2 separate regions of the Homo sapiens genome follow, and region 1 is linked to region 2. The links are chromatin loops, found by intact Hi-C in ENCODE. Cell type or tissue: B cell. All regions are shown on one strand.

Evidence for each region. Hi-C counts contacts between places; a loop is a spot of excess contacts. Peaks named below come from ENCODE experiments on the same cell type or tissue, not always from the same donor. Only the 100,000 strongest peaks of a DNase experiment are listed, where the experiment ranks them.
Region 1: a loop joins it to region 2, with 3 times the contacts of the local background. A loop is called at or near these places in 3 of 110 quality-filtered maps.

Annotation. Positions count from the first base shown.
Region 1 is chr20:37,745,309-37,753,308 of GRCh38, forward strand. It overlaps CTNNBL1 (catenin beta like 1), which reads left to right. Exons shown (of 16, transcript NM_030877.5): 4 at 1,160-1,299. LOC124904895 (a long non-coding RNA gene) reads left to right here and starts at 2,089. Exons shown (of 2, transcript XR_007067575.1): 1 at 2,089-5,822; 2 at 6,178-8,000. RefSeq lists a silencer at 4,956-5,005. In B cell, no CTCF peak of the experiment used is centred here; a DNase peak (open chromatin) is centred at 4,863.
Region 2 is chr20:37,572,797-37,580,796 of GRCh38, forward strand. All of the region lies in intron 2 of LINC01746 (long intergenic non-protein coding RNA 1746), which reads left to right. Among named protein-coding and RNA genes, the nearest start is that of LINC01746, 5.7 kb to the left of the region's middle. RefSeq lists an enhancer at 3,452-3,501. In B cell, no CTCF peak of the experiment used is centred here; a DNase peak (open chromatin) is centred at 3,275; H3K27ac peaks cover 304 bases; H3K27me3 peaks cover 465 bases.

The sequences.
Region 1 (8,000 bases), 170 kb after region 2:
GCTTGTGTTCCTTTTCTTTGTGCCCTCAATTTAATTCAGTAGGCATCTGTGGATATAAGAGACAAAGATACATTTCCTGTCTTTAAGAAGTTTACTTTCTAGAAGAGAAGACAGACATATTACAGTAATAGTAGCAGCAATAGTAATGAGAACAAATACTTACATAGTGCTTTTTATATGGTAGACATTGTTCTCAGTGCTTTATATGTCCTTACTCATTTACTCTTTACAGTGGCCCTGTGAGACAGATAACCTTATTGTCCCTATTTACAGAAGAAACTGAGGCATAGAGAGGCTAAGTAGGTGGCTAAGCCAGGTTCAAACCCAGGTAGTCTGACTCCAGAGTCAGTTTAACCACTGCTTCCTCTCAGTCACTCTCAGTCAGGTATTGTTCAGTTGCCTTACACCAGATTAGCTCATTTCCATCTCAGAACAAACCTTCCTGTCTTGTTCATCCAAGGCTTAATCGGCATTTCTTGTATGTCAAACACCGGGGGAGGGCATGCAGCGTGAATGCAAAGTAGTTCTGTTCTTAGTGCCTGGGCATAGGTTTGTTGAAAGGTTCAGGTATAGAAATGTGAGTAAAGTATCATGCTGTGTAAAGTTGGTGGTGATTGTAGGATGCCAGAGACTAGGTCTGCTTTTCTTTGGTATCTGCCTCTGAATCAGCTCCAAAGAGGAGGAAGAGGGAGGGCATTTTTGGATACAGAAAATCTTATCTTCTTTGGTAAGGGGAATAACTGGCCCTTGATCTGAAGTGGGAAGTAAGAGAAACCCTTTTTGGATGGGTAGTAGGATAACTATGTTCAGGGCAACAGAGTGAATTGCCACACCAAGGGGTAATGGTGGCTAATCTATAGGACTGGTGGAAAGATCGTTTAGTGCTACAAAATGCTTCGGGAGCCTCTGAAAGGCAGCTTGTGACTGCAAGAGTAAGGGAACCCTGTAATGAGATCTGAATCCAAGATTGATTTTTGTAATGAGGAAATCGATTTCCCAAGGAAATTGTGTGACAGTATGATGTTTGGATGAGTGTACTTCTTGGTTGGTCTGTTGTAGACACTTTGACAGATTGCCTTGTTGTCTAGATTGTTGCTGTTTGCTCCTCATTGCTGATAGTGCCCCTTTCCTTCTAATGATGTCTTGTTTTCCCTCCTAGGTTCATGGAATCCGAGCTGGACCTAAATGACATCATTCAGGAGATGCACGTGGTGGCCACCATGCCAGACCTGTACCACCTTCTGGTGGAGCTGAATGCTGTACAGTCGCTTCTCGGCTTGCTCGGACACGATAATACAGATATCCTTTCAGATCTGACCTCAGTAGGAGAGCTGACATGGTGGGGAAGTGCTGTTACTCTTTCTCCTGTCTCTCTTTGTAGATGTGTGCTATAAAATCTGATGTTCTGTTTCCATTCTAATTATCTTCTGTCTTGAAACACACAATGCTTTTTACTCATTTGAAAACCTGGTTTTTCTCTATTAACAAATCTTGCAAATCTTGGGCAATCCTTAAAATTGTCCTATTTGCTCTTATTAGTACTAGAATTCATCGTGATATATCTGTTCATACATTAACAGCTTTACTTTTCAGGATCTGGATTGGAAGGCCCCTTATGGGGGCAAAGCCAGACAGATTTGAATGTGTAAATCTAGGCATCTTTCTGCTGACTGATGGTCCAGTGGAGTTGAGACTAGAGATAGTGAACCATGGTAAAAAGCACATTTGGATGTCCAGGAGGACAGGGAAGCTGTTCTGTTTTGTTCATTCCTAGTTCCTAAAAACAAGGCTGAGTGTGGTGGCTTGTGCCTGTAATCCCAAGACTTTGGGAGGCCAAGGTGGTTGGATTACTTAAGGTCAGCAGTTTGAGACCACCCTGGCCAACATAGCGAAACCCTATCTCTAAAAATATAAAAATTAACTGGACGTGGTGGTGCACGCCTGTAGTTCCAGCTACTCGGGAGGCTGAGGCAGGAAAAGCTCTTGAACCTGGGAGGCAGAGGTTGCAGTGAGCCGAGATCATGCCACTGTATGCTACTCTGGGCAACAGAGTGAGTGGGACTCCATCTCAAAAAAAAAAAAAAAAAAAAAAAAAAGACTGAGTACACAGTAAATAGCATTTAATATTTGTTGAGTGCATGTTGGACCTAAACAGACAATCTAGGTTTGACTCTCAACCGCATTTTTGTGTGAAAGACGGTGCCCTTCCACAACTTGTATTCTTTTTTGCACAGATAGAGTTAATAACTTTTGTCTTTCAGTGTTATTTTTATTTTTATTTGTTTTTAGAGACAGGGTCTTGCTTTGTCACCCTGACTGAAGTGCAGTGGCATAATCATAGCTCACTACAGCCTCAAACTCCTAGGCCTAAGTGATCCTACTCCTTAGCCTCCTGAGGAGGGACTACAGGTGCATACCACCATGCCTAGCTAATTTTTTTTTTATTTAATTTTTTGGAGATGGATCTTGCAATGTTGCCCAGGCTGGACTCAATCTCCTGGCCTCAAGTGATTTTGCCTCAGCCTCTGGAGTAGCTTTCCATGTTACTGAGAGGATCAAAGGAGTGTATAAGTGCTGAGCACAGTTCTTGATACATAGTAGGTACTTGGTAAATGTTACTTGTCACTGAATCTGATTCGTGACTTCCAAAACCATTTTATACTTTATCTTGGCTATCAGGTGTGCAGTAGCTTTATTGCAAAGGCTTTTGATGTGCCTGTGGACAGGGTTATGTTCATTAAACCAAATTCTCTTCTAGTAGTTGTTCTGTTTGAATCCAGATTTCCAAAGGTAAGAGACAAATGTAGTTAGTCTGCTTGAGTGATATTCACAGGGAATCTGCTGTTGCTTCATGTTATTTTCATCTTTCTGGTAATCTCTCTCCTGAGAGCGTGTCTGACTAAGTTCTTGCCTGGCTGATAATTCTCATAGAAATAAATCAGTGAGTAATTTTAATGCAGGCTTCTTGAAGGGCAGTCTTAAGACATTTCTGATGCTTCATGTAATGTTAGATAGCATCAAGAATTGATCTGTTAGCTCCCAGATTTATGACTTTGTTCACCAGGGTTTGCTGTGGGGTTCTGGGTTGTATAAGAACCCTAGTTAGCTTGCTGCTGAGTGAGCTCAGTGTATGGTCTCATGAAATTCATTCAGTAGAGCTGCTGTGAGTGCTCATGATGTACCAGGCACTGTGCTAGGCCCTTAGGAACCATAAGCTGTGCTGGTTGCTCAAGCAGCATCAGTCAGTAAGTATATATTGGGTATTGTCTTGGTCTATTTGGGCTGCTATAACAAAATACCGTAAACTGGGTGGCTTATAAACAACAAAAATTTATTTCTCACAGTTCTGGAGACTGGGAAGTTCAAGACCAAGGCACCAGCAGTTTTGGTGTCTGGTGAGGGTCTGCTTCCAGGTTTGTAGATAGCTGTTTTCTCACTGCGTCCTCACATGGTGGAAGGAGTGAGGGAGCTCGCTGTGTCTCTTTTTAGGACACTAATCCCAAGGGCCCCACCTCCAAGTACCATCACATTGGGGATAGGCTTCAACATATGAATCTGTGGGGGGATATAAACATTCCATCTTTGGCAGGTAACTGCCATATGCCTAGCTCTATTCTGGGCACTAATGGTGTTCACAGACTCAGTGACTACGAGTTCTGGTTGTTACTTCACATTTCAGTTCACCTACAGAAGGGTAGATTTCAGAATCTGATCAGACCTTAGAGAGGACTTAGCTCAGTACCTTGTTTGTTTCTACTTAGTGACAAGTGTGAAGTCCAGATGTTGGACAGCTAACTTGAAGTTAAGACAGGCACTCCAGGTCTGTGATTTTCAGTCCGGTGTTCCTCCAGTGCACCTCAGGTCTTCCTGTGGGATTTACGACATTGCTGACAGAGTCGCATGGTCACCTGTTACCCTGTATATTATTAGTACAGAAATGACTTATTTTCTTTCTGGAAACACCACTCTCATTCTTTTTTCTATTCCTGCTAACTCAAAATAATAGTAGCTGCTTTTGGAAGATACTGACATTTTGCTGATTCACCAGCCTGGCTCCTGCCGGGGAGAAGACTGACACAAAAAACGCTGCTCGACATCGGCATATTTGGGAAAGGCAAGGGCACAGATGTTCCAAGTTGTTAAGTTCTGGTCTTTAAAAAGGGAAAAAACACATCCCCCTATAATAACTTTGACAGATTGCCATTTCCCTCCTGTTTTCTGAGAGCTAAACTGTTTTTTTTTTCCTCTTGTATGCCAACCTGCACCCAACTGCCCTAATGATATTTTTTAAAATCTGATGTTTAATTATGTCTTACATCAAATTTAAAGTGCATTTGAAATTTTTTAAATTACCTTAATTTTAATTAGAGGCAGCAAATAGGGGTAAATGTCATCCTCCTCAAAGTACGATTTTTCTTGAAAGTGATTTCAGGAAAGGGCAGGTCCTCTTGACTTGCATCTACCATATCCTCTGTTGGTCGTAATGTTGCTCTCCCTGCAACATTGCACTCTGCTGCTTGTCTTATCTGTGATCTATAATAGAAATTTTTCTTCAGGAAACGGTTGTTAACAATTTACTGTTGTACAGCTGTAACTGCCCAAAACACCTTAGCATGAATAAACAATTTCATGGCAGTCATGACTTAAATTTTTAATCTTTTTTAACTCTTCATTTATCAACCAAGACCATATATGGCTGGTTATGTTCCCAGCAAGCACAGGTCATCTTTGCTTCATCCTCCTCTGTGAAAACATAAACTGTAGGGATTTTAATTCAATCAGAGCCTGGTTTGTTGTAACCTTAAGAGGCAGAGGATGTGAGAAAACAGCTTGTGCCTCATCCTTTCAACCGTGAGAAGCAGCTTCAGAGTTTATTCTGGCGCTCTGCATCACTGCTGCTGGTGAGGGCTTGTCAGCGCTTCTGTGCCTCATCTGCCCCCTTGAGAGGCTGGAGCCCAGCTATCGGTTGGCTGCAGAATGGATTCTGATCTGTGAAGAGCATATCTTGGGGGTGGGGAGCACACACCTCACATGGTTTTGGAGGGTTACTCTAAATGCAGTCGGAGGCAGCAGAAGGTGGAATCCAGCAGCTGCTGCCTTTTCAAAATAATGCTTTTTAAACACTTTTTCCTTTAAAGTAATTCATTAAACGTGTTTAGAGCTCCTTTCTTGTGAACCTTTTAGAGTGTTTCTATGGAAAAATAAAACCAAAGGTACATTTAAAGATATTTTCTTAAGGTATTGCTAAAAAATCCATTTTTGTGGACTGCTTTAAGCCAGATTTACTCAGTTGGCCCAAAGGAACAAGGAGGAATAAAAGGGAAAAAAACAAACCACAACAACGATCACATGGCACCAAATTGATAAATATTCTGTTTTTGTATGTCTTTTGCCATGTTCTTAATTTGAGTGGTCAGTTGAGTCCCTTCTAAAGTTTTTTTGGTAGATCACTGTTATTTACTGGGTTCTTCCTTTGTATGCTAAGTGTGTTGGATGCTAATAAAAAATAATAACTCCAGTTTAAAGCAAAAACTCTCAAATTACCACCCTCCCCCACCATGGTGTGTGTGGAAAGTGCCTTGGGAACAGTATGCTCAGGAAACACCACTGATTGGAGCCCTGAGAAGGTGTGGGTCATCTCTGGCTTGGGGGTGTGGGGAGTGGAGATGGGTAAGCTTTTGACAGACATGGAGATTAGCATGCATTTCAGGTTTATTTTTGTAGTCTCTCCCTTTGCAGTGGAAATTGCCATTCCTCCTACTCCGGATGGAAGCTGATGTGGTCTTGCTGGCTGCCCATGTAGTCACTACAAATTTATCAAGGTATCGGGTCCATGGCTTAATTAAAAAAAAAAATCATGACTACTGCTTCCCAGCTAAATGCCTTTATTCTTTAATAATAATAATAATAATAATCCAGTAATCTAAACCCAATTTATTCAAAGTCAGCTTTCTCTCCACCCCTTTGTGAGACAGAAAAATGAGGTCTCATTGTGATGTTAACTTAAGGCACCAGTACATTGGGTTGCATGCTAATATTTAAGCAGGGAAAAATTTTTAAGTGGCAGAGTAGATCATTGTGCTGATGGGGCAGCTCTTTTTGGTGTGGAATAATTTAGGGAGTGGTCATTAACACTGTTCTTTTCCAAATGACTGTTTAGTTTTCTTCTGATTCTAGAAAACCAGGAGAACTTACAGAGTTGTCAAGTGAGTTTTGTGAAGAATTACTGTGGGAATTCGGAAAATACGGAGGAGACAGGTTTTTTAGACCAACAGGGATCAACTGAACTTGAGTAGTCTGGGTCTGAGAATACTAAAGTGGAACAAACTGACTGAGACTTACCGTGTTATCCCAGAAGGTGCGTACAGTAGTCAAGGGTGCCTTGTGTTACAGACCCAGTGCTAATGAGCAAGAATAGGGCTGGGAAGGATTTGAGCCCCCTAAGGGGCTTTCTTCTAATTGGACTGGGAGGGAGTTGGTATTTGCTCCATTGCTGTCCCGTAAGCACTGTCTAACAAGACTTACATATTTTGAGCTGTTATTTTGCTAGGAGCTATATTTGTCTTGATATTTCCAGAATTAAAATTACATTTAGAAGAATTTACTTCTTTTTCTCATCTGTCATCTGACTTCCTTGATATGTATTGATAAGCCACTTATTTTTTGGAACCAATTAAATGTGCTCTGAAGATAAACATCTTAGGTTAAAAGTGCCAAAATGGCAATGTAGAAGAAGGATCTTTTAATGTAACTTGAAACAAACAGACAAACACACAAAACCTGGTACCACATTAATGTAACTTTTGGTCTTGTTTATGGGTTTTAGGTAAAATCTATGTCCCTGGAAGATTAGGGTGGTTGTAGCCTGCCTTGGACATTTCCCCTGTGGCATGTTACTCCCCACTGGCATTTAAGAAGGACTTAATAAATGTTGAATGAGTACATTTTCTCCTTCATATTAGTTTGATCTAGGATGGGGATAAGAGTCCAGGTTCATTCTAGGTGGCTTTGTGCCAGCTGCTTTAAAAGGAGAAAAAGACCATTTTGTCTGTTTTGAAATTCATCTGCATTAATTGAGCTATATCTAATTACTGTCCTAGTCTAGAAATTAAAGAAAAGATATTTTTTAACTCACATTTATTGCATTAATCAGTTATATTCTCTGAATCTATACTGGTTTATTTGTCTTAAGAAAGCCTTTTTGAAATGACTTTTAAAAAGCCATCTGCTTAATACATCTTATTTCTCTTTTTTTTTTTTAATAACTTTGTTCCTTGTGGAGTCATCTCATTGGAGATTAATGAGATTAATGCTTAATTTCTGTACCAAGACTCTAAGTGGGATATGGCTCCAAAACAAATATCCACAGCCAAAAAATAGAAGTAAACACCACTCTTTTTTTCCAAGAGCCATTGTGTTATGGACCATTTCGTGCCCAGCTGGTCTTTTCTGGTTTACCTATTATTACACTAACTTATTGCCCCAGTAGTGGACAGGTACAGAGGGAGTGCGTGGGTGGCCTTTCTACTCGACATGACAAAATAGGCTATCAAAAACTGTGTTTTAGTAATTCGCAGGGAGACAGGCTCTCTCTTTTCCTATTATACTTGGACAGAAGAGCCTTTTACCTTGTGAAATGAAATTGTAACTACAGAGGAAAAACCTATCACCCATGCCCAGAGTCTGCTTGTGAAGAAATGCTGGAGGGATAGCCAACCATGCTGAATTTTCTCATCAAGATTGAGAGTTTGTCTGTCTTTAGTTTTGATTCTCATTCCTCTTTCTGGTCTTCAAATGACCTCTGTCTCCTGGGTCATATTGTATTACTCAGGAGTTGATGATGACAATTACAGACTTATTACTGCCTTGCTGAAATGCTATTTTGTGAAAGTTGGGAATTTATATAAAATCAGTTAGTGGTAGGATTGATGAGATGTTTACCAGGCCTGGTAGGTAGCTGATTTCTTGTTTGACTTCTCAACTGAGGCAGGAAAGTAGGC
Region 2 (8,000 bases):
ACTCGCTTGTATTAACTCAATTATTCCTCCCAGCAATGCTAAGTGGTATTATTATCACCCCCACTTTGTAGATGGGGAAAATGAGGCACAGAGAGATGGAGCCACCTGCCCAGCATCACACAGCTAGTGACTGTCAGAGCTGGGCGGAGCCTCGGCCAAACCGAGGCCTGTACACAGTTCCCATTGTTCTCTTCTCGGAGGAAGGGACGTTGGTGACTGGAGGAGCAAGAGAAGATGGCCAGAGGCAGGGGAAGCTGTCAGGACCAGGGACAGCAACTCTCAGAAGAAAGGGGAAAGAGAGGCGAGGCTTTAAGAGACCTGTTTGGGCTGGGTGCAGTGGCTCACGCCTGTAATCTCAGCATTTTGGGAGACTGAGTCAGGCGGATCACTTGAGGTCAGGAGTTCGAGACCAGCCTGGCTAACATGGTGAAACCCCGTCTCTACTAAAAATACAAAAATTAGCTGAGTGTGGTGGTAGGCACCTGTAATTACAGTTACTTGGGAGGCTGAGGCAGAAGAATCGCTTGAACCCAAGAGGCAGAGGTTGCAGTGAGCTCAGATCGCACCACTGCACTCTAGCCTGAGTGACAAAGTGAGACTCCGTCTCCGAAAAAGAGAGACCTGTTTGGACAGAGGAAGGTAAATGAGACAGAGAAGGAGTAGGGAGGTGGGGGTATGGAGAAGAGGCTCACACAGCGCTCTCTTCCCCTCCCCCAAACATCCTAGCCCAGCCCTCTGAGCCTTAGTCTTTTTCTCTGTAAAATGGGGTGAATAGAGGTACCTGTTCCCTCATAGTGCTGTTGAGAGAATTAAATAAGAAAGTGCTTGTCAAGTGCATGTTCTGGGTGGCCCACTGTGAGGACTGACAGCCACAGCTCTTCCCTCTGCCTGGCCAAGAGGCACCAGCTGGGGTGCTAGATGTGAGCTGAGCCTCTGGCCTAGGGGACGAGGGGCTGCTGTAGGGCTGAGTGTATGCTGGGGGAGAGGGCTGGGGTGAGCTGAGGTGGGGCAGTGGATTTGCCCCCGAGAGCCTGAGGGGAGCCATCAGTGTGCTTTCAGCCGGGAATGTCGTGACTGCAGTGTGGGGTGTGTGCTGGGTTCAGAGGGGCAGCAGAGAGATGACAGGGTGGGGAGATGGTTGAGGTTGGGCGATGCTAACGTCCAGGCAGGTGGTGCGGCTGGGCTGGCACAGTGGGTGACACACATGGCTTGTGGGTGTGTAGCATAGTGTGCCCTGTGCATGGGCCTGCATGGGCACGTGTGTGTGGTCTATCTGAGTGTGTGTCATGAGTGTCTGTAGGGGCATCTGTGTGTCTGTGTAATGGTGCATGTGTGTCTGGGAGTGAAGTTGAGGGCATGCATTGTACTAGTATGCCTACCATACTTGAGCGTGTTTGCAAATGTGTGTGGGTGTGTGTCTGGCCCAAACCTGGCAGGCTGCGGTGGCAGAGGGGCTGAAGGCCTGGCAGTGGCCTGATGGGCAGCTTTGGAACTCCTTCCACCCCTCTCTCACAGGAGCTGACTCCCAGACCGAGGAGGCCTGCTGGCACTGAGTCCGTCCTGTATCTAGAAGGACTGCCATGGCCCTGGCAGTGGGGGAGGGCTCTTAGGACCTGGGGCAGGCTGGGGAGTCAGGACTGAGAAGGGAGTGGGGTGGGTGAAGGCTGGGTGCAGACCTAGGAGAGGGCCACCTCCCTGGACCTCTGTTTCTGTGTCTGTGAAGTGGGCCTTGAAGAGTGGCCCCAAAAGATACAGCTGGGCAGATCCACCAATGTCTGCTGGCTTGAACCCCACCTTACACAGAGGCCCAAACTGGGCAATAACTTGATGAGTGTTGCCCAGCAAATCAGTGGCTACTTGGAGGGCAGACTCCGGCTTCCCGTGGCCATCTGAGTCAGGGCCCTGGCAGGGATCCTGGAACACCAGCACTGGGCCTCCCTTCTCCAGGCAGCACCCAGCACAATATTCCAGCCTGGGGGACAGGACTGATAGATGCTGTCCCCTCATGTTCTGGCAGATGCCCAGGCATGACTTCAAAGCTGGAAACAACATGGGAATCCCACCATCAGAGCTCACAGCCTCTCCATTCTGCAGGATTTCAAGGCCAAGGAATAGCTTTTCTGCCTGTCATTCCGCCATTAAGGAGTCAGTCATTTGGCTATGTAAATCTTTCAAATGTTTCTTTTTTAAAATGTAGGTAATTTCAGAAAGTATTTTACTTTCCACCTTGGTTGTCAATTAAGATTGGGACCGGGGAGTTGAGTTGGACTCTTTATGGGGCCAGGTTACTGGGGGAGAGGTCCTGAAGTCAAACAAGGACCTTGTACTTGCAGTGATGAGCCCTGCTTTGAGAGAAATGCCAGCACCACCAGCCAATAAGATGGAGAGAGGGAGGAGGGTGGAGTATGTAAACTGAGGCACAAAAGCTGGGGCCAAAGCAAACACTTTATAATTGTTATTATTATTATTATTTGAGATGAAGTTTAGCTCTTGTTGCCCAGGCTGGGTGCAGTGGCACAATCTTGGCTCAGTGCAATCTCCCCCTCCCGGGTTCAAGTGATTCTCCTGCCTCAGCCTCCCAAAAAGCTGGGATTACAAGTGTCTGCCACCACACCAGCTAATTTTTTGTATATTTAGTAGAAATGGGGCTTTATCATGTTGACCAGGCTGGTCTTGAACTCCTGACCTCAGGTGATCCACCCATCTTGGCCTCCCAAAGTGCTGGGATTACAGGCATGAGCCACCACGCCTGGCTGCAAACACCTTATTAACAGATACCTTAGTTGAAGTTAAACACCCTAGTTAATAGCCAGCATCTTCATTAACTGTTAACACCCTAGTTAACTGCAAACACCCTACTTAACAAAAAGCTTACTTGTTGAACACTGTAGTATATAGTTAACAGTGAACACTCTAGTTAACAGCAAACATTGTTTTTAACAGTTAACACCCTGGTAAACTGTGGACATGCTACTTAACACACACTTTTGTTGACAGTGAACATGTTAGTCCACAGTGAACACATCCTAGTTAACAGGTAACACCTTCATTAACAGTTAGCACCCTACCCAACAACAAGCCCTTTAGCTGACAGTGGGTCTTTGGCAGAAAATTAGGTTGAGGCACTCACTGAGGGTTTTGGGAGAGGGAGGAAGCTCAGCCTCTGGCTCTGTCCTTAGGCCTGGCCCACCAGCCCCACAGCGCTACCTCCATGCAGTAGTGCCCTCTGGCTTACAGGGGGAAACAGGAAACCACAGCTGGGATGTGAATTCTCAGCCTGAGTGCCCTGTGCTTCCCTGGAGGGGAACTCAAGTTCCTCTTTTGTGTCAGAGATGAAAGTCTGAGCTACAGTAGGTGGGGAGCTTGGAGTGATTTGTGTGTCTCTCTTTCCTCTCACCCTCCCTTCCTCCTTGCTCTTGGTCTCACTGTTAGCCCCCAGCTGGCTGTGTCTGGGGCTCCCTTTTCTCCTCTACCTTGCACTCCAGCTGACCATCTCGTTTCTGGATCCTTCTCTTTGCTCATCATCTTTCCTCAAACTCTCTCTCTCTCTTTCTTTTTTTTTCTTTTGAGACAGAGCCTCATTCTGTCACCCAGACTGGAGTGCAGTGGCACAATCTCAGCTCACTGCAGCCTCTGCCTCCTGGGTTCAAGTGATTCTCATGCCTCAGCCTCCTGAGTAGCTGGGACTACACGTGTGCACCACCACGCCCGGCTAATTTTTGTATTTTTAGTAGAGATGGGGTTTCGCCATGTTGGTCAGGCTGGTCTCAAACTCCTGGCCTCAGGTGATCCACCTGCCTCGGCCTCCCAGAGTGTTGGGTGTGAGCCACTGCACTGGGTCCTCAAACTCTTCCTCTGACTTTGTCAGTTTCTTCCCCCTACTCTCGTCTTTCCCACTCCTTGTCTCTGTCTCTCCCTCCCTCCTTCTCTTATCATCCTCCAGATCTCTGCCCAAGCACCACCTTTTCCAAGAAGCCCTCCCTGACCCTCCAGGCCTAACTTATGTCCCCGTGTCCTCCTGGAAACCATGCTCCTTGCCTTCAGAGCCCCCACTTCTACTTGCAGTGAGTAATTACAAACCAGAGTCTGTCTCCCCACCAGCATGTGAGTTCCTTGTTTGCCTTGCTCACTGCCATATCCTCAGTGCCTGGCATACAGTGAGTGCTTAATAGATGTTCCTGGTGTAATTGCCTTTCTCTCTGCCCCTTCTAGTCTCTCTGCTTTGTCCTAGCTGCCCGGATGACCTAGCCAGAGGCTTCTCCACTTGTCTCTCATCCTGCTCTTCACTTCCCTGTCTCCACAGCTCTTGGTGGCCCAGGGTGGGCCTTGGCCTTCAGCCTGCTGACCCAGGACCCTCACTCCTTCCATAGTGGGGACCAGTGCCTGTCTGAGCCCCATCATGATCCCACTGGGAGGTACTTGTTATAACTGGTTAGAGGAATGAATGATACAAAGAGAAAGGATTTGCCATTTCAATCCCAGCCATCTCTGCTTGACATACCTTGTGACCCTGCGCAAGTCACCTCATCTTTTGAGTTTCTCTTTCTCCATCTGTGAAACTGACTGGAGATCAGCAAAGACATTCCATGGGAACCTGCTTTGTAACCCATGAAGTGCCTTGTTGGTACCTGTGACTACCAGATGTTAGTATAACGTTTTCCTTCCCTCTCTGGGCACTAAGACACATGAAGTTCAATTTGCAGCCCCCAGGAGCCCAGGCTGGGGTGCTTGGGGTGCTGGGGCTCTTCAATGATGGCAACTAGGGGAAGGACAAAGTTGGTGTTTAAAACCAAATTCATTAATGTGTGTATCATTGAGCAGGGATCCTCAACCCCCAGGCCACATAGCAGGAGGTGAGCGGGGGACAAGCAAGCAAAGCTTCATCTGTATTTACAGCTGCTCCCCATTGCTCACATTACTGCCTGAGCTCCACCTCCTGTCAGATCAGTGGTGGCATTAGATTCTCACAGGAGGGCGAACCCTATTGTGAACTGTGCATGCGAGGGATCTAGGTTGCACACTCCTTATGAGAATCTAACGCCTGATGATCTGTCACTGTCTCCCATCACCCCCAGATGGGACCATCTAGTTGTAGGAAAACAAGCTCAGGGCTCTTACTGATTCTACATTATGGTGAGTTGTATAATTATTTCATTCTATATTACAATGTGATAGAAATAGAGTGCACGATAAATGTAATGTGCTTTAATCATCCGGGAATCATCCTGAAACCTTCCTTCCCCCAACCCCACACCGGTCCTTGGAAAAATTGTCTTCCATGAAAGCTGTCCCTTGTGCCACAAAGATTGGGGACCACTGTTACTGAGCACCTACTATGTGCCAGGCACTGTTTAGGGCTCTAGGGCTATATCAGCAAACAAATTAGAACTCTGCTCCTAGTTCCTAACGCAGTCATTGCACCATCCATGACTTCAACAGATATGCATTGAGCACCTACTGTGTGCTGGGCACAGCGGAGGCCTTGGGATGGAGAAGTGAATGAGACCTGCCCTCACAAGTGCATATTTGGTGCTCCATCTCTGTTCAGTGCTTAGTGCCTTTCCACGCTCCAATATTTTACCTTTGGCCTGCCCAACTAAAGTGATGAGAGCAATTGCAGATTAGGTGACTTGCTGAAGGTCACGTGTGCTGGAAATTGGAAGAGCTGAATCAAAACTCAGATCTGTTTGAGTCTAGGGCCCTAACTCTTTGGGTATCTTGGGTTGTATCTATCCTCTGTTTACAAGTCTCTCTCTCTCTCTTTTTTTTTTTTGAGATGGAGTCTCGCTCTGTTGCCCAGGCTGGAGTGTAGTGGCACCATCTCGGCTCACTGCAACTTCCGCCTTCCAGGTGATTCCAAGTGATTCTCCTGCCTCAGCTTCCCAAGTCGCTGAGATTACAGGCATGTGCCACCAAGCCTAAGTTTTGTATTTTTCGTGGAGACGGGGTTTCACCATGTTGGCCAGGCTGGTCTCAAACTTCTGACCTCAGGTGATCCATCTGGCTTGGCCTCCCAAAGTGCTAGGATTACAGGCATGAGCCATCGCACCTGGCCCCAAGTCTCATTTTCCCTGTCTGTACCCTGAGTAACCTTGGAGACCATCCAGCGACGTGGATCAGTGAGAGGAGTGTTGGGGCCAGTGAAGCCGGGGAAGGGGTGCCCAAACTAACATCCCTTCTCCACCAGCAGCCAGGCCAGCTCAGCCTCTGTGCAACTTTCCCTGCTTCTGAGTCTGGAGGTGGTTCTTATTATTGGCTCCAAATGACTTTTGCATCCATTTATTTGCTGCATTTTGATTTTGCATTCAATCTCTGGTCCATTCATGGTGTCTGCGCTACCTAGGGGATGCAAAATTGAGGCAGCCAGGAGTGCAGTTTGGACACGCCTGACAGCCACCACTCCTTGGAGGGAGGAACGCTTGACTGACTCCACAGTGGAAAGGCTGATGAGCAGGAGGCTGCCCCGCCACTGCCCCCTACTCCAGCCAGAATCTGCCAGATGGGCTTCCCACCCCGAAGCTGGCTTCTCCACTCCCCCGGCTCCAACACACATATCTCAGCTGGAGAGATGGCCACTGGGAACCCAGCCAGTACCTGGGGCCTGTAAGCAGGGCAGGCACTAGACTTCATAAAGGATTTGAAATCCTTCAGGGCTATGCAGGAGCATTTGGGCAGAGAGAGCAGAATATGAGTCCCAACTTGGTCCCGCCAACCTCTCTTCTTCATTCACCTTTAGTGGTGTTGTTTTGTTTCATTTTGTTTTGAGGTGGAGTCTCACTCTCTTACCCAGGCTGGAGTGCAGTGGTGTGATCTTGGCTCACTGCAACCTCCACCTTCTGGGTTCAAGTGATTCTTCTGCCTCAGCCTTCCGAGTAGCTGGGACTACAGGCATGCACCACCACACCTGGCTAATTTTTGTATTTTTAGTAGAGACAGGGTTTGGCCATGTTGGCCAGGCTGATCTCGAACTCCTGACTTCAGGTGATCCACACACCTTGGCCTCCCAAAGTGCTGGGATTACAGGTGTGAGCCACTGAGCCCAACCTAGTGGGGTCTTTCTAATAGACGATTTGACCTGGCCCCTCTCCTGCTCAAGACCCTTCCATTGCTCCCCACTCCCCTCAGGCTTGGGTACAAATTTCTGGCCTTCCAAGCCCTATCCACACCAGCCCCCTCTCTCAGTTCTTCCTAAGCTCCAGCATCTCCCAGTGGCTCCTATTTCCCCATGTTCACACCTTGGCAGAGGCTGTTCCCTTTGCCCAAACCATTTGCCACATTGTCCTTTAGGCAAACTCCTAGACACTCTCTGCAAATTGTGAGGACACCAGCTAGCCCTCTGCACCAGGTATTGCACTTCACACTTTATATGCCTTATTCACTTGGCACTCACAGCCCCTCTAAGAGAAATTCCCATTTGCAGATCTCCTGAAGTCAGCAGAGGCTCAGAGAAGTCAAGCAACTTGCCCTGGGTCACACAGTAGGATGGCAGGGCAGGCAGTGCAACTCCAGAGTCTATGCTCCTAACCTCAGAGCCTCAGAACCAGCTCAGAGCCCACCTCCTCAGAGCTCTCCCAGCCACACAAACGCCAGCCTCCTCCATCCCACCTCACTCCTGCTCTCAGCAGAGAGACCTCCCTCCTCATCTGGGGCTCCCATGGACCCAGGACGTTTTTGGTGATTACATTTCCACACTGCCTTTATTCCCTCATGTCTGGCTCTGTCATGAGATGCTGAGGCTGGTCAAGGACTGTGGCTGTGGGTTCCCAGTTCCCAGCATAAGGCTAGGCAAAAAGGGTAAATGTAACTAAGATTGGTCTCATCAGGAGCCCCGCAGAGATGACAGAAGGAGCAAATGAAGTAAGAGCTGTAAACAGGCTGGGTGCAGGGGCTCATGCCTGTAATCCCATCACTTTGGAAGGTCGAAGTGGGAGGATCACTGAGCCCAGGAGACCAGCTTGGGCAACATAGTGAGACCCACTCCCTCAACAAAAAATAAAAAC